3 separate regions of the Homo sapiens genome follow, and all the other regions are linked to region 2. The links are chromatin loops, found by intact Hi-C in ENCODE. Cell type or tissue: endothelial cell of umbilical vein. All regions are shown on one strand.

What was found. Hi-C counts contacts between places; a loop is a spot of excess contacts. Peaks named below come from ENCODE experiments on the same cell type or tissue, not always from the same donor. Only the 100,000 strongest peaks of a DNase experiment are listed, where the experiment ranks them.
Region 1: it touches region 2 in a loop (4-fold over the local background); 5 of 110 quality-filtered maps call a loop at or near these places.
Region 3: it touches region 2 in a loop (2.3-fold over the local background); 3 of 110 quality-filtered maps call a loop at or near these places.

Annotation. Positions count from the first base shown.
Region 1 is chr7:125,133,750-125,141,749 of GRCh38, forward strand. POT1-AS1 (POT1 antisense RNA 1) reads left to right here. Exons shown (of 8, transcript NR_125719.1): 7 at 4,824-4,910. Among named protein-coding and RNA genes, the nearest start is that of LINC02830, 16 kb to the right of the region's middle. RefSeq lists an enhancer at 1,162-1,661. In endothelial cell of umbilical vein, no CTCF peak of the experiment used is centred here; a DNase peak (open chromatin) is centred at 3,572; H3K27ac peaks cover 1,872 bases.
Region 2 is chr7:125,055,880-125,063,879 of GRCh38, forward strand. All of the region lies in intron 3 of POT1-AS1 (POT1 antisense RNA 1), which reads left to right. Among named protein-coding and RNA genes, the nearest start is that of LINC02830, 94 kb to the right of the region's middle. In endothelial cell of umbilical vein, a CTCF peak has its summit at 4,164 (motif pointing right); a DNase peak (open chromatin) is centred at 6,332; H3K27ac peaks cover 2,145 bases.
Region 3 is chr7:125,420,138-125,428,137 of GRCh38, forward strand. No RefSeq gene overlaps it. Among named protein-coding and RNA genes, the nearest start is that of LINC02830, 270 kb to the left of the region's middle. In endothelial cell of umbilical vein, no CTCF peak of the experiment used is centred here; DNase peaks (open chromatin) are centred at 3,794 and 4,784; H3K27ac peaks cover 1,431 bases.

The DNA.
Region 1 (8,000 bases), 78 kb after region 2:
GGATGAAGCAAGAAAGCAAGATCTATAAAGCAGCCCTCACCAGACACCAAATCTGCTGGCACCATGATCTTGGACTTTCAAGCCTCCAGAACTGAGAGAACTACATATCTCTTGTTTGTAAATTACCCAGTCTAAAGTATTTTGTTATAGCAGCCCAAATGGACTAAGAAACTGGTACTGAGAAGTGAGGGTGTTGATAAATATATGCATATATATACCTAAAAATGTGGAGGTGGCTTTGGAACTGGGTAATTGATAAAGGTTGGAAGAGTTTTGGAGTGCATGCTAGAGAAAGCCTATATTGATGTGAACAGGCTGTAAAGGGCAAATCTGGTGGGGGCTCAGAACCAAAAGAAAGTTGTAGAGAAACCCTCAGTATTCTAGACATTACCTAAGAGGTAGTGAACAGAATACTGGTAAAAATATGAACAGTAAAGGCTATTCTGATAAGGTTTCAGATGGAAATGTGGAACAAATTATTGGAAACTGAAGGAAAGGCAATTATTGTTTTAAAGTTGCAAATAATTTGGCTGATTGTGTTTGTGTCCTGGTGTTTTGTGGAAGGAGAAACTTGAGTGATGAAATAGGATATTTGGCAGAAGAAAGATCTAAGCAAAATGTTGAGGGAGCAGCTTGGCTTCTCTTAACTGCTTATAGTAAAATGCTAGAAGAGAGAGGTAATTTAAGGACATAACTTATAAGCGAAAGGAAAGCAGAACTTAAAGATTTGGAAAATTCTCAGCCTTCTCAGACTGTCTTGTAAGAAATGAGAAAGAATGTTTGGAAGAGTACACCAACGGTGTGGATAAAGAAATCAGTATTGATCATCCCGGTGCTATTCATTAAGACAATTGAAAAGTTATCCTGAAGGCATTTTGGAGATCTTTAGGGCTGCCATTCTCATCACAGAGTCAAAGTTCCAAAACGTTGAGAACAGAATGGTTTCAAAGGAGGGACACAGAGTGCCTGTGGGACCTCAGGGCTCACTGCCAAGCATTGACTAAAGTCTCTGCTCCCTGAATTCAGGTGCAGTGCTCCCTGCCCAACCACCCCAGGTGTGGCTCCAGTGGGCCCAAGGTGTGGCATGAGCCAGAGTAGCTGTCCCTTTGGAGGAAGAGGTGATAAAACTTGGCCACATCCACATGGTGCCAACTCTTCCAGTGTACATAGTGCAAGAGCTGTGGGGGTATATTTGCCTCCACCTAGATTTCAAAGAATGCCCTAGAGAGCCTCAGGACCCAGACAGAGACTATCTACAGGGGTAGACTTACTGCAGAGCTCCCCTACTAGGACAGTGTCTAATGGTGCTGTAGGAGCAAGGTCACCACAGAGAACCCCTACTTTGACAATATCTAGTGGAGCAGTGGGAAGTGGAGCTGCCTCCAAAACTCCAAAATAGTAGTGCATGCAACTTAGCCTGGAAGAGCCACATGCACCTGACAGCAACCTGGCAAACCAAGGAATGGGACTGCCTGGAGTCTTAGGGACCAAACCCTGCTCCAATTTATCTGGAAAGCAAGACATAAAGAGAAGATATATTCTCAAGTTTTAAGATTTAATGTTATTTGCTTTGCTGGATTTTGGACCTACTTGAGATCTATTACTCTTTTCTTCTCTTCTATTTCTCCCTTTTGGGAGTATCTATCCTACTCCTATGTATTCCATGTATCTAATCTCATGTATTCCATACATGGGAATGTCTATCCTAGGCCTGTCCATTGTCTCACAATTATATTTTGGAAGCACATAACTTATTTGATTTCATGGGTTCCCGCTGGAGAACAAATTGTGTCAGGATGGATCATACCTTAAGTCCCACACAAATCTGATTTAGATGATATTTAGATAAAACTCTGGACTTTAGACTTTGGATTTAATGTTGAAATGAGTTAAGATGTTGGGGTGATGGGATGGAATAAATGTATTTTGCATGTGAGAAGGACATGAACTTGGGATGTTCAATTATGGAATTGCTGTAGTCTGAATGTGTCCTCTCAAATTCATATGTTAAAACCTAATCCCCAATGTGGTAGTAAGAGATAAGGCCTTTGGGAGATGATTAGGTCATGAGGACTCTGCCATCATTAATAGGATTAGTGCCCTTATAAAAGATGCCTGACAGAGTTTGTTCAACCTTTCTTCTTCTACCACGTGAGGATGCAGCAAGAAGGCACTATCTCTGAAACAGTGTTTACCAGATACTGAATCTGCTGGTGCTTTGATCTTGGACTTCCCAGCCTCCAGACCTGGGAGCAATCAATTTCTATCATTGATAAATTACCTAGTCTAAGGTACTTTATGTTAGCAGCATGAATGAACCAAGACACCGCTTGCCTGCCTTTTCCACTGATGTATCCCAGTTCCTGAAACAGTGCTTAACACATAAGTAGTACTCAATAAATTGATATGTAAATTAATGAAAGATTGAATGAATGAGTAAATGTCATTATCTTTGGCAGAAGGGGTTTAGCATATTAACCTATCCATGGCCTATATTTTGAGGCTTCAGTTTTCTCTTTAAGATAATTGTTTCTTATTCATGTCAAGTAATATTAATTGTTGTGGTGGGAACACTTAATCACATTATCAGTAGCCTTCTCTCCTATGGGCAAAAATAAGTACTTTCCTTCTTTGTGTCTTCTCATGTTTTCAGGCTGTACTATCATGGGTTTTCTGACATTAGAAATCTCAGGGAATCTTACCACATAGCTGCTTACTGGCAGGGAAAATTTGTCAATACACCCCAACAGGGGATACTCTGTAAGAACCATAAGCACCTAGCATTCTTGTCCTCAGGTGACTAATTCCTGAATTGTGCATGAAAGAGTGTTAAATCACTCCAAACAAAGGAACTCTGTTTAGCTAGGAATCTTGTGTGTTCCATAATTAAAGCTTCTTTCGTAAGTCTTTTTTTCTATGTGATTTCTATCCAATATTTACTACAAAAGAAAAAATGCTTAGAAAATGAATACAACAAATCTGAATGGTCTTCCCCTTGTTGTAAAAATAGATCTTTATTATTTTGCCATTTCCTTTCAGGAATTTTTTTTTTACACTGAAAATGAAATAGTAAGAGATGAATAAGCCTAATAGATATTGGGAAAAGGAGGTAAAACATTTTCTGGGATGAGTGACTTTATTGCTTTACTATATATTGTTTAGAAGAATGTATACATTCTACTCCTCTGGACAGGGAGAGAACAATGCTGTGACTCATGCATATTTTTCCTAATATCTCTCTCTAACAAATGCTTGTTTGTTTGTTTGATGAACTTTGCGGAGAGCTTTTGATAATAAGGTTAAGAATTAAGACATCATCATACAGTGGTGCACAGATGGGCTTCAGCTGATACTTCAGAAAAATAATATCTTCATCCTCCAGCTATTTTTCCATAAATCCAGGCCACCTTTCTGTTTTACAAATAACTTACTTTTAATGCTACTGCTACTTTTTGCCATGATTACAAATTGTCCTACTATTCCTGTCCTCTGAGTAATTGTATAAATAAAAAGTACAAGGTGAAGCAACTGAAATCTCATAAGGGCAATAGTTTTCCCAGATCAAACATGCTGAGTTTTTTAAGGGTCACTTTAAGTTTCTGGCAAGCTTCTTTACATTGCACCATCACGAGTCTGAAAATGAATTAGCTGCTGCATTGAGTCACCTCAGGAAATTAAGTTTCTGTGTTTGTGCTATCTCTGGGACTTGAGCAGTAGGTTTCATTTTAGTTAGAAGGAAACTATACTACCAGAAATAAGGTTCTCCCTACCATTTTTTTACCCCAGAGCTATTTCAGGTGAACAAAAATAATAAACCAGGAAAGAAAATAAAACTACCAATATCAACCAAGGCTATAAAGAAATTAGAGGAAATTATCAAATTGGTCAGCAAGACTGAAAACAAAATGTTTGAACGTTGTCCAGTCTCAATTTTGTGTATGTATGAATGTGTGTGTGTATGTGTATGTGTGTGTACTGAATATCTCTATCATACATGCAAATTTGATTTTTGAAAGTGGCAGAATCACCAAAAATCTTTATAATTTGTGTTTAGAAATTCCACTTTAGACTGTCCTACTCTTTTCCAAATCTCTATCAACCCACACCCTTAGCTGTGTGGCATCTTTTTAACATGTGGAAAAACTTTTAATTCTGCTCTTGTACTTCAGGATTAAAATGCAAAAACATATTGATTTAGGCCAAAATAATAATATAAAGTAGTGTATATTAACATTAAAAACACATAAGGATAAAGGATTTCACATGTGTTTGATGGCAATTATATGATGAATATATTAACAGTAGTGTTTTCTTATTTTGTCCTGATGATATTAAGATGAGAGGTTAAGTAACTTTTCTAAGATTGCGGAGTCAGAATTGTTGGAATAGGAAATCAAAGCTAGATCTATTGCACTACAATGGCCCTGGGCCTTATATTATTACTTTGTTTCGCATGGATAGAAAATATGGATTAGCTGTTGGAGGAAGAAGAGAGAAGATTACTGAACTAAAGTTAAGCTTTTGATGCTTTACAATTTTAAATAAATGTTGTTATTCACTGAAGCTATAATTACATATTGTAGGCAAATTTTGGATATTTTAAGAAGTCTTAGGAACTCTTTAAAATATTGTATATATATAATTGATTATGGATATGTTGATATATATGATATATATCAACATATAAAATATGATATATATCATCACATAAAATCTGATATATATCATATATCATCAATGATATAGATATCATTTATTTAAAATAACTGTGGGTATGTGATCCATTGAGAGATAAAGTTTTTAAACTGTAATTTGTCTTTCAGATTTTAATGCAACTTGTTACACAAGATGAACCCAAACATATTTGACTTTTTATTTTCAGAAAAGCTTAATACATAGTTTTGAATATGGTAAGTGCTCAATAGTTCGCTCTTTTTTTCACCAACTATTGCCCTTGCACACACATACATTTTCATATATTATTTTAATAATTTATTTAGTAGGGTGTTTATATACATATATGCATTTTTCTACCCTGTTGTAATATTTTTCTCCACTAGTGTGTCTATACCTGATCTCAGAGATCAGGTTGTATCCTTTTCATTGATGCTTCCTTACTCATTTTATTTTCCTTTTGAATCCTCATCATACTTGTCATTACTGGTTTAACATCCATCTTTTTTGCAAAAAGTCATTTCCTTGAAAGCAAGGCCATGACTATCTTGTTCACTGATATATCATCAGCCTCTAACAAAATGAGGATAGATAGTAGGAATTTAAGAAGTATTTAATGAATTGAATTTGTATTGAAATTCAGTATTTCCCTTGTAGAATGTAACTGTCCCTGGGATGAGTGACATTAAGTTATGTTCAATTAAAACTATACATTTTCTCTCTCTTTTTTTTTTTTTTTTTTTTTTGAGACGGAGTCTCGCTCTGTCGCCCAGGTCGGACTGCGGACTGCAGTGGCGCAATCTCGGCTCACTGCAAGCTCCGCTTCCCGGGTTCACGCCATTCTCCTGCCTCAGCCTCCCGAGTAGCTGGGACTACAGGCGCCCGCCACCGCGCCCGGCTAATTTTTTGTATTTTTAGTAGAGACGGGGTTTCACCATGTTGGCCAGTCTGGTTTCAAACTCTTGACCTCAGGTGATCCGCCCACCTCGGCCTCCCAAAGTGCTGGGATTACAGGTGTGAGCCACCGCACCCGGCCCATATTTTCAAACAATATCCTAGAAGCCAGTGGTGAACGAGTAAGTGATCTATAAATGATATAAAGATGTTTCAGAAAGTAAGTTGCTGAAATTTCAGTTGTGCTTAGGACTAACTTGTGCTTATAATGCTATTTATTATCTTGGAAAATATTTTTGAGCACCACATATCTTCCAAGCATTCTGTTAATGGTAAGGATTGAGAGAAAAATAAGATAGACTAATTAATGGATTGAACTCTTCAGGAAGATTGGAAAACCTCTGTGAAGATGCATATTACTTAGACCAGAGGTTTCCACATTTTGGATTATGTATATTCACGGAATATTTAGAAAAAGTCTGGGTCTCTTTACGTATTTAAAAATTGCCATTAAGATTTTGTCATATGTTTTAAAAAATAAATAATGTGATTTAAGGCATATTTTAAATGTTATCTCTTAAAAAAATTACCTAGAACCTTTACCTTTTAAATTTCAGTAGAATCGAAATACCACAGCACTTAAATTTTTTTATTTTATTTTATTTTATTTTATTTTATTTTATTTTAAGTTCCGGGATACATGTGCAGGACATGTACCATGGTGGTTTGCTGCACCTATCAACTTATCCCCTAAGTATTAAGCCCCGCATGTGTTAGCTATTTATCCTGATGCTCTTCCTCCACCTCCCCGCTATGACAGGCCCCAGTGTGTGTTATTTCCCTCCTTGTGTTCATGTGTTCTCATTGTTCAGCTCCCACTTATAAGAGAGGACAGGCAGTGTTTGGTTTTCTGTTCCTGCATTCATTTGCTGAGGGTAATGGCTTCCAGCTCCATCCATGTCCCTGCAAAGGACATGATCTGATTTATTCTTATGGCTGCATAATATTCCATGGTGTATATGTATCACATTTTCTTTATCCAGTCTGTCATTGATGGGCATTTGGGTTGATTCCATGTCTTTGCTATTGTGAATAATGCTGCAATAAAAATATGCATGCATGTATCTTTGTAATAGAATGATTTATATTCCTTTGGGTATATACCCAGTAATGGGATTACCACAGCACTTTTATATGCACAACTAGCCATTTAAAAATTCTTTAGCAAACTCTTCTTTCAATACAAATGTTAAATAATGTCTTTCATTTCTTAAATTTTATTGACATTTCATTTGCCTTAGATAATTTTATAAGAAAGTAATATACATTTATATATTTTTTGAGTTAAGATCTCACTATGTTGCACAGGCTAGAGTGCGGTGGCATGATCATGGCTCACTGCAGCCTCAACCTCCCAGGCTCAAGCAGTCCTCCCATCTCAGCCTCCCAAGTAGCTGAGACCACAGGCACACACCACCACAACCAGCTAATTTTTAAATTTTTTATAGAGATGGGTTCTTACTGTATTTCCAGGATGGTCTAGAACTCCTGGGATAAAGCAATGCTTTCATCTCAGCCTCATTAAGTGCTAGGATTACATTATGTTCTATGAACCCAAGATTCTGAGTGCTAAAATGTTTCTCCTAGACTGAGTTATATTTGTAATTATAATTAATACACAATTGATCAAAGTAACATATATAAAACATGATAAGTATAAATGTATAAAATAAAAATTTTTAAATTTATGTGTATAATATAAAGTACAATTTTTGTTATAAATGCAACTATTAATTTTTAAAAGGGACTATATTTTTCACGTAGTTCATTCATATGCTCAAAAATAATTTTTTCTTGGCCATAATTAAAAAATAAAAAACATAATAAATGTTAGCATGAATGTGATAAAAAAGGAACACTTTTACACTGCTGGTGGAAATGTAAATTAGTACATCCACTGTGCAAAACAGTAGGGAGATCCCTCAAAGAACTAAAAGTAGAGCTACCATTCCCCAAAGTAGAACTACTGGCAATCCCATTACTGGGTATCTACCCAAAGGAAAAGAAGTCATTATATGAAGAAGACAAATGTACATGCATGTTTATGGCAGCACAATTTACAATAGCAAAAATATGGACCCAGTCTGAATGCCCATCAATCAAAGAGTGGATAAAGAAAATGGGGTATATATACACCATAGAATACTACTCAGCCGTAAAACAGAATGGTAATAGTGGCTTTTGCAGTAACTTGGATGGAGTTGGGGGTCATTATTTTAAGTGAAGTAACTCAGGAATTGAAAACCAAATATTGTATGTTTTCACTTATAAGTGGGAACTAAGCTATGAGGATGCAAAAGCATAAAAATAATATAATGGACTTTGGGGATTTGTGGGGAAGGGAAGGAGGGGAATGAGAGATAAAAGACTAT
Region 2 (8,000 bases):
AGTCTTCCAACACTGCTGTAGAGAATGCAGAATTCAGGATAGAGCGGATGTGTTTTTGACCCTATCCAAGGGGATTTATTACTGGCAATACTAGGAGGATCTCATTGTACCAAGGCTTCATTTATAATAAAGTCCCACGGCATGGATCCTGTGGATAACATTACAGTATAGTTTCAGGTTTCTGGGAAAGAGCAGAGCAATTAGATATAGAAGAAAGAGTCACTTTTAACATGGTGTTTGGTTATGCACAGTAATTTCTTGTTAGAAAAGTCAATTGAGCTCAGCTATTTTGAGTATATTACAGGTACTTGATAAATAATGGTTCCACATTAACAACTATGAGGTGTATCAGGCTGTAGCATATTTAGAATTCTGCTTCTGAGAGAGGCAAGAAGGTAGTGTTATAAGATTTTTCAATTATTTTCCTTGCTGCAATCTCAGAAGATTAGCCTTCTACTCTAAAAATATTCACTTACTTTCATTATGCAGGTATCATTCATAAATCTGAGTTGTCCTTGTGTTTTTATTAACTTACATTTTAATTTTACTTTGGCCTCCAATACCTCTTGTCTCCATCCACTGAAGTGCAAAGTGCTACTTTTTTTTTTATATTATGGGACATTACTTCATTTAATCGTTATTAGATAGTCCTGAAATTCTTTGAGCCTGAGTTTCTTCATTTGAAATGTCATAATAATGACTAGCTATATTTTCAAAATAGAATAGATTACAGCACATACAATTTTCTAGCACAGAAGAGGTGCTATTCTCTTTCAGCATCTATTTCCTCTGTGTCACTTTCACTGTTTTATACAATTTAATTATATTCCCCTTCAAACTTATTTTTTAGAGATTAATGAAGCTCATGTCCTCATATGAAAATTTCTGCAAATTCTTGATTTTAGCTACTTCTTGTCCTTTCTTCAAACTTTATGTTGTCTTTCTTCAGGCATGCCATCAGAATTGCACTCAAGTCTGGCTTTTTAATCAACTCCTCTGATGTTTTCTATCTCAAAGGGAAAGCAAAATCATATTAAAACTGGAGCAAATAATGACTTGCTCACTATTACTGTGTCTCTTACCATGCAAGAATTGAGGTTTGATGGGAACAGTATCTGTGATGTTCATGGCTATATCTTCTTAGTCATCAGTATTATTCTCACCTGTACTGTGGCAGATAGGTACAAAGGGGTGACACAAAGATGCATTGGGCCAAATGTCCCAGTGGTCTTAAGCAGTCATTGTTGGTGAAGGCTTGACATTAGTGTTAAGTTTGATTGAACAACATATTAAAATTACTTACTTCCACTAAGATAATAAGAAAGCCTGTTCAAATATATGGTGCATATATTTATTCCTTTATAACGTATCTTAAATCCTTCCTTTTGCTTTCCATCCCTAGTGACAACAGTCTTGGGTATACATGTTTTTTTTTTTTTATTTGATGCATGAATTACAAAATTTGTTTTCTAACTAGCTTTCATTTCTCTAGTCCTACTCCCTTTTACTAATTGTATATACATCACTGTATTAATTTTCATAAAATACAATTGTTCCCTTATGCTGCTTCCATGCTCATACATCCTTGTCAGTTTCTTCCGGATTTCAGCACAGTTTTCAAGAATTTTTACTCAGTGGCAGATGGAAAGGAACTGGAAGATCCTGAGAGCAAAGAATTAAACAGCTCTCCTCAAATCCCATCCTGTATCTTTAAAATTCAAATTAATTTTTTATACCTTTCCCTTTTTTCCAAAAATTTGATTTTAGTCTGACAAAGACTCTATCCTAGAACAAAGTTTATTCAGGCTTTTCTGAGCCTGCTTTTGAACTGGGTACTGTCTTTGGCTTGCTTAGCCCAATTTTGGCAGTAATCCTTTTCATGTCTCCTTTCAGTAATTTTCCACCCACTGACGACCTCCCTCTTCTTATTGGTTTTAAGTCCCCAGCTGTCTTTGCTGTATTTGCAATTGAGCCCTATCTCTCCCTTATTGTGATAGTCATGACACTTATCAGTCATATTGCATAAAATCTCCCTTACCATTTTAGCAAGCGTCAGAATAATTTTTATTTAACAGCGGGGAGTGCCAATCATGTTAACCCACACCCTGGGAGAGAGGAGTTGAATATAACACGGGTTTGACCAGTCACAGTGTTTTTCTCAACTGCAGTTCTCTTAGTGAAGTAATATGGGTGTGAGCCCTAAGCCACTCAGTACCATGTCCTGCTACCACAATATAGAGAAGGTGATATTAGATAATGAAGATGTCACGTGGACAGAAACAGGGTCGAAGACCAGCTGCTCTCAAGTCCTTGTTTACAGTTCTCCTTAAGGTCAGCTCTACTTGTGCCCTACCTGGTTGTGTAAGCCAATAATTTGCCTTTTCTTTTTCTTAAATACACTCAACAAGGTTTCAGTTTCTTAAAGCTAAAATATTTTGACAGACATATTCACTCAAATGATACTTTTCATCTACCCTCTTTTATTATTTATCTATAATCTTAATTCCTTGATTACATTATGTATAGTTATGCCTTGTGTAAACCCACAGAACTTAGGCTTTTAATAAATATTTACTAATTTCTCTAATTTTTCCATATGCTTTGAAATTAAGAAATTACACAATTTGTAACTTTTGGAAATTTAATGTTCTAATCCATCCATCCATTCATTTTCCATGAGATCATAATGTGTGTATTACTCTGTTCATTTTCTTTAATTCTTTATTTTACTGAACAATATCTTGTGAGCATCGTGTCAACTAATAACAACATTTTATCACATAAATACTGCAACTTATATAATCCTCTATTTTAAATTATCTAGATTGTTTCCAAAGATTCCCTATGCAAAACACAACCAAATAAAACAAACTCAAATTTTTAGGTTTTCTTATTAGCACATTTCTTATATGCTTTGTTATTTTCTGAGGATATATACATTTTGGATATATACATTTTTTAAAAAGTCTTTTTCTGAGGGGATATTTTGCTAAGTAACTCTTCAGAAATATTGTTCAAATTTATACTTCTAAAAGGATTAATTAACCAATCTTTAATTTTTTCTGAAAAACCGAAACTGTTGTTTTTGTTGTTTATAGTTAATTGCATAAGTGTTTTTTGGATTTTTAAATTAAACTTGTTCTTTGTTTAATTTTTATTCCTTCACGTATAAAATTGTGTTTATCTCATTTATGTGTCATTCTATTGTAGCTATCTTTTTCATTTATTTAATTTTTTTTTTTTTTTGAGACGGAGTCTCTGTCGCCCAGGCTGGAGTTCAGTGGCGCGATCTTGGCTCACTGCAAGCTCCGCCTCCCGGGTTCACGCCATTCTCCTGCCTCAGCCTCCCAAGTAGCTGGGACTACAGACGCCCGCTGCCACGCCCGGCTAATTTTTGTATTATTTAGTACAGACGGGGTTTCACCATGTTGTCCAGGCTGGTCTCAAACTCCTGACTTCGTGATCCGCCCGCCTTGGCCTCCCAAAGTGCTAGGATTACAGGCGTGAGCCGCTGCGCCCGGCGCTATCTTTTTCTAATTGATTTATTAGAACTACTGACATTAAGGAGGTTAGCATTTGTCATTGACGATGATTATAATGATATTTTGGAGTTATTAGCCCTTTTACTTTTTCTTTCATATATACTGAAAACTTTTGTTAAATTTTGTTTGCATTTAACTTTTAATGAGATGTATTTAGAAAATTCATCCATTTTGATCATCATTTTTCTATTACTGTTAATGTTGGCCAGTTCCTATATTTTGGGTCTTATTCATAGAATTTCTACTTGAAATACAGTGGAAGAAATAGTTCTACTTTTTAAAATGATTAACCAAATATATTTTGTTTTTTATAAATGCATGTAATATATATATTTACATTTAAAGTTCTAGATTATCTATAAAGACATATATTATACAAAGCTTTGTCTTACAATTTTGTTTAATTGAATATATGCCATGCGGTAGCAATTTGACAGTGTTTAAACTTCCCGGAAAAGGTTAGAAGTCAAGGTTAATGAGTAGCAAATTAATGTAATATTAAAATGTTAAGAAAGCCCTGTAGAAAGCCATTCTATACATTTGTTATGAACGATCAATTTTTCATTAAATTCTTTAAGTGATTTCAATACGTTTTTGGTACAAAACCAACTGCTTTTCTTAATATTTGCCAGAAGATGGTGCTATATTAATAAAGTATAATCTTTTCAGTGTTCTAGGAAATACAGATAAATATTGTTGAAGTATTAAAATAAAAGCAGCTCCTAAGGCTTGACAAATAACTGTCTAATGATATGCTCATTTTATATGCCTATATCTTAAAAAGAAAAGTTTGTTATGCATTTGGAGGTGAAAGGAATAAAAAGTATCATTTTTTGCTCATATTTTTATTGTTTTTTTCTTTTCAAGTCATAAGACAATTTGGGTATAAAAAAAGCTGCTCATTAGTGGTTTTTAAAACTAGAGCTACCTAACAAATTTGAAATAATTTTAAAGTCATATGCTCACACAAAACATACACATACACACCAATAACTTCTGTGCTGGGTCTGAAAAAAATGGAACAAAAGAAAACAAAACCAAAACTTAAAATTGTGATGATTCCATGTAACTAGCCACAAAATAGCTTGTATATTTATTTTTTTTAATATTTAAAAATAGTCAGTTAACATTCATCCCAGAGGCATGTTTACATTGCATTTTATTTACAGCAAGACACAGTCTTTCATCAGAAGTCCTGCAAGCATCCCTTCAACCACTGATTTAATGTCATTAAATATAGATGTCTTTTAAAAGGCAGTTAATTTAGTATAAGGGGAAATGCCTCAATGCATGCTAATAATGGGACTTTGTTCAGCATAAAAAATGAAACTTAATAAACACCTTTCCTTCTACATTGCCCTGGCTCCAGAATTTTCTAATGAGTAGCAACAGGAGCTCAGCAACCACTAAGGCCTGTTAACCTGACTGTAATTGTGTCTAATAAGTAGACAGACCAGAATATTCATCAAAAGTTCAATTGAGGTATTCAGTATTACCTTACCAATTCTTACTAATGACTGGGAAACAAATTATGTGTTTTGAACTTGTTCATGAAGCAATGGTTTAGATTCTGTGGGGAAGAAAGAACCATGGACATAGTATAAAACTTTACTAATGAGCAGAAATAGCATTGGTACATATGTTACTTTGTTTTATTTTTGATGTGATCCTTTCAGTGCCTTCCAAATCTATACAAATACATAGTTGAGCAACAGTTCACTCTTTTTTTTTCTTTTACTTTAAGTTCTGAGATACATGTGCAGAATGTGCAGGTTTGTTACATAGGTATACATGTGCCACAGTGGTTTGCTGCACCCGTCAACCCGTCATCTAGGTTTTAAGCCCCGCATACATTAGGTATTTGTCCTAATGCTCTCCCTCCCCTTGCCCTCCACCTCCCTGGCAGGCCCTGGTGTGTGATGTTCCCCTCCTTTTGTCCATATGTTCTCATTGTGCAGCTCCCACTTATGAGTGAGAACATGTGGTGTTTGGTTTTCTGTTCCTGTGTTAGTTTGCTGATAACGATGGTTTCCAGCTTCATCCATGTCCCTGCAAAGGACACGAACTCATACTTTTTTATGGCTGCACAGTCTTTTCTTTATAGTACATAGCTGGATCGTTACTCATTATGTTTATTGAGTTCCTTCTATGGGCAGAATATCTGTAAAGTATTCAGAACTAAAGGAGGCTTTTAAAAGTAAATAGAAAGCAATGCTTTTGAGAAATAGCCACTTAATTAGTGAGATTGAATCAACATATTCAGGCAAGCAGTAGCAAAAAAAAAAAAACCCCACATTTTATAGAACTAAGTAATATAATGTAAAATAATTGTGGGATGGATTAGTGCCTGTTTGATTTCTGATCAATGCTTTTGTTAGAATGTTTTTTTAAGAAAAGCCTAAATATGCTGTTTAAGACTGATAAAAATCTTACCATGTAGATACTATTATCCTTACTTTTTGATAAATGAAGAAACTAAATCCTGCAGAGGTTGACTAATCTACCCACTCACACAGCTAATAGGCCATGGGACAGGATTTGGATTTAGATCCATTCTGTCTCCAGAGCCTGAGCACTCTCCACTATGCCAAACAGAACTCCAAAACCCTTTCAAGACACACCTGGCTCCAAGCTTGAGCTCACACTCATTTTGTTTGTCTCCTAAAGTGAAATTTTAGGTTGCCTGTCTTGACTCTCTTCAGATAAAAATCCCTCAGAAAATTTTTTAGAGTCAGAGTTGAGATTGATTTCTGTGATTCATTTGTCACTGTGAAAAGAGATTAGGGCTGAAAGAAAGTGACTCATATGATGGCTCATGTTCACTGCAGCATGACTGGCAGCTTCTAGAACAGAAAAACAGACTTCTCCTTTTCTTTGGGGAGTAAGCAGCACGGGGAAATTTTATTCAGTAAAGCTGATGACAATTTTCCTTTAAATTGGACACGAATTCTCCTAGGAACACTGCATAGTAATATTCCTATGCCCATAAAATTTCAAGATAATCTTTTCGAAAAAGAAGTACATTCGTTTTTTTGACAACTGTTTACATTATTTTTTATCTCATCGAATAATTTCTACAAAATTATATTACACTAGGCTTTTAGAAAAGAGAATTTGCTCTCTAAAGACTCTGAAAACAGAACAATGAAATATCCCTTCCCTTAATTCGACCCATTCCTTCTAGTATTACTAATTAAATAAGTTAGTTCTCAATTGTCCTCAGATTGTATATGTGATTTGAAATTTCTTTAGAATTTACTAGTTTGTTAATTATTTCTAAATGGATATATTATTATTAGAAAGTGTCTTATTTATTTTATCTAGACTAGTTTTGATTCCTAGTTTCTAACAGATGAAGCCAAAACCAGTTTGGGGTAATAATTCATGATTACTCTAGAAACTATATCTAAGTCATTGACCAAACTATCTGTTAATCAAGTTATAGTTAAGAAATGCAGAGGCTTTTCAAGTTATGAATAAATCTGTATTGAAAGACAGTAACTCTGAGGAGTTGAAACAAAACTTTGGAGTCAGATAAAACTGAGCACAAATCACAGTGATAAGTTAGATGTTACTTAAATTCCCTCAGCTTTGTTTTCTTCTGATCAGTTTCTCTAAAGATTTTTTTAAAAAATTAAATGGGATTACATATGTGTGTGGGGGGGTATTGTATCTACATTATTTAGCTTACTATTTGGTACTTAGTAAGTGCTCAAATGGTAACTTGTTGTTTTATTTTTTTTTCTTTTGATGTTTTTCAAGTCTTCATCCTCAGTCCTTTCATTAAAGATGTGCTCAGTTTCTTATATTACGTAGAGAATGGCCAATTATCTATTGTCAGGATAATGCTGTCTAACAAACAACTAAAACATTCAGTGACATACAGCAATAGATGTTTTTGCTTACCAGTCCTTGATTTGGTGACCTAGTCTTGGCAGAACGCATTTCTATTGCTGGGAACAGGATTCTTTAGGACTATTTCATTTGGGTCATCTTGTCTCTGATTCGCATGTTCTCTCAACCTTCAGCTAATCCATCCTGGACTGGTTCTCTTCCAAGAAAGAGTATGAGGAAGTGGGCAAGGTTATTGAGGCTGAGGTTTGGATGGCCAAATTCTCTACCTCATGAAGGAAGAAGCTGAAAAGTCACAGGACGAAAGATGTGGACAGAGAAAAAGGTAGAGAATTGGGGCTATTTTTACAATTAAACTTCCATAAATATAAGAAGATGAGGTGGGACTTCTTGAAGAAGATGTTTTATTAGGGTTCTTCAGAGAGACAGAACTAATAATATATATTGTGACCTTATATATTGTTTATATCTTATATATTATTGGTTCTGTCTCTCTGGAGAACCCTGTTTAATAGAACATTTCTTTGAAGAAGTCCCTTTTTCTTAGCCACCTCATTTTACAGATAGACAGGTAGAGATAGAGATGTAGGAGAGGGGATTTATTAG
Region 3 (8,000 bases), 360 kb after region 2:
TTTAAGAAAATTTAAATTATATCAAGCACCCTCTCAGACAACAGTGGAATAAATCTGGAAATCGTCTCGAAAAGGAACCTTAAAACCATGCAAATAAATGGAAATTAAAGAATCTGCTCCTGAATGATCATTGGGTCAAAATGAAATCAAGATGGAAATTAAAAAATTATTTGAACTGAATGACAACAGTGACAAAATCTATCATAACTACTGGGATAAGACAAAGGTGCTGCTAAGAGGAAAGTTGATAGCCCTAAACACCTACATCAAAAAGTCTGAAAGAGTACAAACAGACAATCTAAGATCATACCTCAAGGAACTAGATAAGCAAGAACAAATAAAACCCAAACCCGTCAGAAGAAAGGAAATTACCAAGATCAGAGCAGAACTAAATGAAATTGAAACAAACAAACAAAAATACAAGATAAATGAAACAAAAAGCTGGTTCTTTGAAAAAAATAAATAAAATTGATAGCCCATTACCAAGATTAACTAAGAAAAGAAGAGATAAAACCCAAATAAACTCATTTGGAAACAAAATGGGAGATATTACAACTGACATCACAGAAATACAAAAGATCATTAAAGGCTACTGTGGACACTTTTAAATACATAAACTAGAAAACCTAGAGGAGATGAATAAATTACTGGAAAAATACAACCCTCCTAGCTTAAATCAGGAAGAATTAAATGCCCCGAACAGACCCAAAACAAGCAGCAAGATTGAAATGGTAATTTAAAAATTTCCAACAAAAAAGTCCAGGTCCAGATGGATTCACAGCAGATTTCTACCAGACGTTTAAAGAAGAATTGGTACCAATCCTATTGACACTATTCCACATGATAGAGAAAGAGGGAACCCTCTCTAAATCATTCTATGAAGCCAGTATCACCCTAATACCACAACCAGAAAGGACATCACAAACAAACAAACAAAAATCCTACAGACCAATATTCCTGGTGAACATAGATGCTAACATCCTTAACAAAATACTAGCTAACCAAATCCAGCAACATATCAGAAAGATAATTCACCATAATCGAGTGGGTTTCATACCAGGATTCAGGGATGATTTAACATATGCAAGTCATTAAATATGATATACCACACAAACAGAATTAAAAACAAAAATCACATGATCATCTCAATAGCTGCAGAAAAAGCATACGTTCAACAAAATCTGGCATCCCTTTATGATTAAAACTCTCAGCAAAATTGGCACAGAAGGGATATGCCTCAATGTAGTAAAAGCCATCTAAGACAAACTTACAGCCAACATATACTGAACGCGGAAAAGTTGAAAGCATTCCCTCTGAGAACTGGAACAAGACAAGAATGCCTACTCTCACCACTCCTCTTCAACATAGTACTGGAAGTCCTGGCCAGAACAATCAGACAAGAGAAAGAAATTAAGGGCATCCAAATCAAGAAAGAGGAAGTCAAATTTCCTCTGTTCACTGATGACATGATTGTTTACCTAGACAGCCCTAAAGACTTCTTCAGAAAGCTCCTAGAATTGATAAAAGAATTCAGCGAAGTTTCCAGATACAAAATTAATATACATTATTCAGTAGCTCTTCTATACACAAACAGTGACCAAGCTGAGACTCAAATCAAGCACTCAACCCCTTTTATAATAGCTGCAAAAAAATTAAAATACTTATGAATATACCTAACCAAGGAGGTGAAAAACCTCTACAGGTAAAATGACAAAACCTTGCTGAAAGAAATCCTAGATGACACAGACAAATGCAAACACATCTCATGCTCATGGATGGGTAGAATCAATATTGTGAAAATGACCTTACTACCAAAAGCAATCTATAAATTCAATGCAATTCCCATCAAAATATCACCTTCATTCTTCGGAGAATTAGAAAAAGCAATCCTAAAATACATATGTGACCAAAAAAGAGCCCACATAGCTAAAGCAAGGCTAAGCAAAAAGAACAAATCTGGATTACCTGATTTCAAACTATACTATAAGGCCATAGTCACCAAAACAGCATGGTACTTGTATAAAAATAGGCCCAAAAATCAATGGAACAGAATAGAGAACCCAGAAATAAATCCAAATACTTAGAGCCAACTGATCCTTAACAAAGCAAACAAAAACATAAAGTGAGGAAAGGACACCCTATTTAACAAAGGGTGCTGGGATAATTGGCAAGCCACATGCAGGAGAATGAAACTGGATCTTCATATCTCACCTCATACAAAAATCAGCTCAAGATGGATCAAGGAATTAAATCTAAGACCTGAAACTATAAAAACTATAAAACTATAAAAATCCTAGAAGATAACATTAGAAAAATCCCTCTAGACGTTGGCTTAGGCAAGTATTTCATGACTAAGAACCCAAAAGCAAATGTAATAAAAACAAAAATAATAGCTGGGACTTAAAGGAAAGAGCTTTTGCACAGCAAAAGGAACAGTCAGCAGAGTAAACCGACAACCCACAGAGTGGGAGAAAATCTTTACAATATATACATCTGACTAAGGACTAATATCAAGAATCTACAACAAACTCAAACAAATTAGGAAGAAAAAAACAACCTCATTAAAAAGTGTGCTAAAGACATGAATACATAATTCTCAGAAGAAGATTATACAAATGGCCAACAAACATATGAAAAAATATGCAACATCACTAATGATCAGGGAAATGCAATTCAAAACCACAATGCAATACCACCTTACTCCTGCAAAATGTCCATAATAAAAAACTAAAAAAAAAAAAATAAATGTTGGTGTGGATATGATGAACAGGGAACACTTCTATACTGCTGGTGGGAATGTAAGCTAGTAAAACCACTATGGAAAACAGTATGGAGATTCTGTAAAGAACAAAAAGTGGAACTACCATTTGATCCAGCAATCCCACTATTGGGTATCTACCCAGAGGAAAATAAGTTACTATACAAAAAAGATATTTATACATGCATGTTTATAGCAGTACAATTCACAATTACAAAAATGTGGAACCAACCCAAATGCTCATCAATCAACGAGTTGATAAAGAAACTGTGGTGTATAGATACAATTGAATACTACTCTGCCATAAAAAGGAATGAATTAATAGCATTCACAGTGACCTGGATGAGATTGGAGACTATTATTCTAAGCGAAGTAGCTTAGGAATGGAAAACCAAACATTGTATGTTCTCATTCATAAGTGGGAGCTAAGCTATGAGGATGCAAAGATTTAAGAATGATACAATGGACTTTGGGGACTCGGGGAAAGGGTGGGAAGGGTGTGAGGGTTAAAAGACACAAATAGGGTTCAGTGTATACTGCTTGGGTGAAGGGTCCACCAAAACTTCACAAATCACCACTAAAGAACTTACTCATGTAACCCAACATCATCTGTTCCCTAGTAACATATGGAAATAAAAAAAAATCTAGTAAAAAAAGGTTAAAATTCATATGGCACCACAAAAGACTCTGAATAACCAAGAAACTGGGAGAAAGAAAAAAAATACAGTGAGCTACCTTAGGTTGAGGGGCTATGAGAAAGACCAGGGCAGCAAGAAGTATGTATTGCATAAAGTTTTCATCCAAGTCTTTCTTCCCAGTGATTCTCAGCAAGCTTATGTTTCTCTGAGTCCAGAATCCTAAGAAAATTCTGTCAAAAAAAATTGGGAACATGAGAAAAAGCATTACAATTATCTTGAAATAATTAAAGCTTTACAGTCAACATAGAGAAATTACTGATTTGAAGGAAACCACTATGACACATTGAAAGCAAGAGCAGGAAATGTTGACATCCAGAATCAAAGGTTAAGTAGACATTTCTGAGAACAGCATAGAAACACTTAGGTTAGAATCTGTCACAATCTGACCAATCAATCTTGCTTATTGCTGCTTCAGTGCTATGCATGTTCATGACTCACCCTTGGCAGAAAACAGGGTCATGAACATGCATACCAATAAAATGGATATTAGTTTGTATATGTACTATAATTTATACAAATCTTATAACAGTGTTTCAAGAAGTAAGATGCTTGGGGGGTAAAATAATTTTAACCTTGCTAAAACATCTCACTGTTCATATTTGAAAACTAGCCAATGATATTTACTGTTGTTTTCTAGTTTTTGAAACTTTGCTATAGGCTGAAAATCTTTTTAAATATTATTAAACAATATTTTCAAACTAGTAGGCATATTAAGATCTATATTTTGAGTGAAAAGTACGAGGAATATTTGAAGTAGTTTATGAACAAACTGTAATTTAGGGAATTCTTTTATTTTTCATTCCCAAGTCCCAAAGATTAATACCTGATGGGAGTGTGGCAAAACTCACATGTATTTCAAGTAATCCCTACTGTTTTCTCTACCTTACCTCAATGTGCCTTTTCTTTCATTTTCACAAACAGCATTCAATTGTTGATTTTCCATCATCACTGAACTTACTTTTCATCCCTGGCTACTTTTCTGTTTGCCTGTTGGTTGAGTTTTTCCTATGATCACTAACATTGATCTCTTTCCACAAGACACTAACACTGTTTTCAACGGTGAAGCAAAAGGATTTTCTGTTCCAGGCATATATTTGCTTACATACCTAGAAGTTTCTGTTATTAAGCTGTTTTAGAGGCCTCTTGAAGTTGCTAAGAATGCACTGCTTTATGCTATATAAACCACTTTATTTTTGTTCTTGTTTCACGTTGGCTGTTACAGGCACTGGCATTTTGCTGTAAGAATAAACATGATCATTCATTTTCTTTCTGTTGAAATTCGATGATTCTCTTATGACTAGAACCTTCCACCTTAGGGGAAGGCTTGCTGTGTCATGTCCTGAAATGCCAGAGTTCATAGCTTTCTATTGTTTGGGTCCTTACTCTGGAACATTCCCTTTCATTATTTTGGAAAAATAATGAGCAACATCTTTTTGTAATACCTCCAAACGGACTAAATGTTTGCAAGCCATTTTTTTTTTGTTGAAATTGGAACATTTAATAAACTCTCCAGAAAAAAAGCCCACTAACAATTGTTTGATAAATCTGATCATGTATTGAACAGAAGAATACCAATGACAAAGTTGGTGCCCCTTTTTAACCCATAAAATATGAAATAGCAACACAAACACATGTGTTCAGGTTATTGCATGTTGGAATCCAAAAAGCTTGTTCATGTGCATTATCTTACTTCATTCTTGGTGGGGAACAGTGTGAACTCAGAGGTGGTACTATAATAATCCCTAATTTTCAGATGTGAAACAGAAGCTCAGGAAGTTGAAATAATTTGTTCAACTTCATACAACAGGTTAATAGCAGTGATGAGACTCTAGTTAATTTATTTATTGCAGTCTAATATTTAATGACTTGACCATGTGTATTAGCATTTAATAGCACCATTCTAGGCACTGGAAATACAAACATAAATAAGATGGAATTTCTAGTCTCATGTAATCTTAGTTGGTATTTTTTTTTTTTAAATACGTGTATTGCATTTCTTCTTGGACTGAGCAGTCATGATCAAACAATATGATTTGGGGAAATAACAGTTGAGTGAAACACAAGATGCTATCACACTGTGGTTTCTCTGGACCACAGTATGTGATGATCAAGGGGATCCTGGATCTGGGGAGCCAGCCTGAGGCATGTGATGGCTGCATCACACTCAGCCAGTCCTGATGCCTCCATTATAGTGGTTCTCATTCTATTAGAAGAAATTTGTCAGGTCACTCACGATTCTTTTTTTTTTTATTTGACAGGGTCTCACTCTGTTGCCCAGGCTGGAGTGCAGTGGCATGATCTTAGTTCATTGCAGTCTCCACCTCCCGGGCTCAAGCCATCCTCCCACCTCAGCCTCCCAAGTAGCTGGGATTACAGGAGCGTGCCACCACACCTGGCTACCTTTTTTTTTAAGAGAAGGGGTTTTGCCATGTTGCTTAAGCTGGATTAATGATTCTTATGATTTTTACCTTCCCTCTAGATCTCAAGTGTTTTTTCTTGAGCTGTTTTATTATTAATGGATTGACTGATTTGTATAGCTTTCCCACCTAATTGATTTTTGCTGTGTATGTGAGTGTCAGCTGTTTGAAATTATGTCCTAAGTCAGACAGAAACCTATGAAGCTTTAATGAGGCTCATGGCCTAATGTTGTTCAATACTGTCATAAATATTGGTTATTTTACCGCTATACTCTCTTTAAATATAAAACAAACTGACACCTTTATTCAAATCATCCCCTGACTTACAGCCTAGGGCAAAGACATTTTCTGTGATACACAAATATCTAGGATTTCTCAATCAGTTTATAAGGCAGATGCATGATGGATTTAGACAAAACCAACATTTGGCAATTGAATTATCCCATTTGAATGAAAACAGTACGGTGTTTTATATTAGTTGCTTTTGGTTTTGTCACTAATATAAACCTTTGAAAAGTAAACTGTGACTACATAAATGTGGGCTTACCATGAATAGATTTGTGTTTGTGCTATAAATTGTCCTTTCTGGGATGTTTTTGAATTACCAAGTTTTATATGTGCAATCATCTTTGCAAATTAAAGTGTAGGTTTCTTTAATCAGCTTGTGAAATATTTTATTTTTGTTTTTCCAATACTATCTTACTCATAGAAAGGAACAAAATAAATATATCTGAATTATATTATTTAAAATGCTTAAATGAGAGAATAAGAAAAGGTAGTAAAGGCTCTTCTTAGAAGCTATTTCTGAGTGTTTGTGGTATGTGTAGATCTCTACAAGACATAAAATAATACATCAGGTATACATAAAAAGTAAAATTTTTATATCAGTATAAGTTCTGGGGTGGTTTATGCTTATACTGGGAAGGTTAATTGTATAATGGAAATATGTATTTTCCAGCACTGAAATACAGATTCAAAGCCCAAGTTGAGCCCATATTGTGAAATTGTGACCCTTTTTTTATGTGAGGTTGGCAGCTGTGAATTTATTGTTTCAGACACAAAATGTACTCTGGGTACAGGGCCTATTTATCCACAACATAAACTGAAAACATCAACCAGGAATGCTACAGCAAGTATTTTCAATAACTGCTATTTAGAAAGTCAACTACCACTGTCCCTACAATGCAGTCCTTATCTGTGCTAGTCTTTCTTCATTTATCCTGTTTCATTTCCATTGATCTCCTTCTTTTCCAGTCTACTTATTAATCTTCCTCAAAAAGCAATTACATTAAAAAAGCAAAAAGGTAAATAAATGAAGCAAGACTCATATTCCTATTGACTCATCTCAATATTTAGATTCTGGATGATTAAATCCAGATGTTGTTAAGTTTTTTTTTTTAAAAAAGGAGTTGACCAGGAGTTGGAAAACTGATTATGGCCTCATTGCCTCAAGAAATTAGCTCTTTGACTTGGGAAGAACACTTTTTATTTATGGATCCCATTTCATCATGTTTTGGTATATAAATCTTCTTTCCAGTTCTAAATCTATCATTCTGTAACTCAAAATATCTCAGTCCTCCTCTCTCTGTTTCCATAAGAAAAAAATGTTGACAGGGCCCTGAATCGTTCAGGAAATAGATGGCACTCTCAAAAAAGATAATGAGACAGCCTCAAGGGGCTACTTACAAATATGTGAGCAAAGAAAACCAAAAAACGATGTTGATGCATTCTAGAACTAACTCCAATTTGAAGCCATTATCACACTTAGGCTTGACTAATGATAAACACTAAGGTAAAGAGAAAGAGCAGTTATCAGAGCCTGCAAAGAAAGAGCTTTGGAGAGGGCTGCTCAGCAGGAGCTATGGGCTTCAGTGGAAGTTTGCAGATACTGCCAACTGAAGACTAGTTGAGGGAATACCTCCTTACCTCTCTTTCCTCCCAGTTTGAAATTTCCTGTCAGTTGGTCCTATTGGTTAAACTTAAAAGGAATTAGAAGGCAAGGCATTCCAGTTGATATAGTCTGTACAGGTCAATTTTGTGGGGCATTGAGTGGGGTGGAGAGTAGATTTGGAGTAACTTACAAAGAAAATTCAGCTCAGGGTTATCCTACTAAAAGATGGAAGAGAA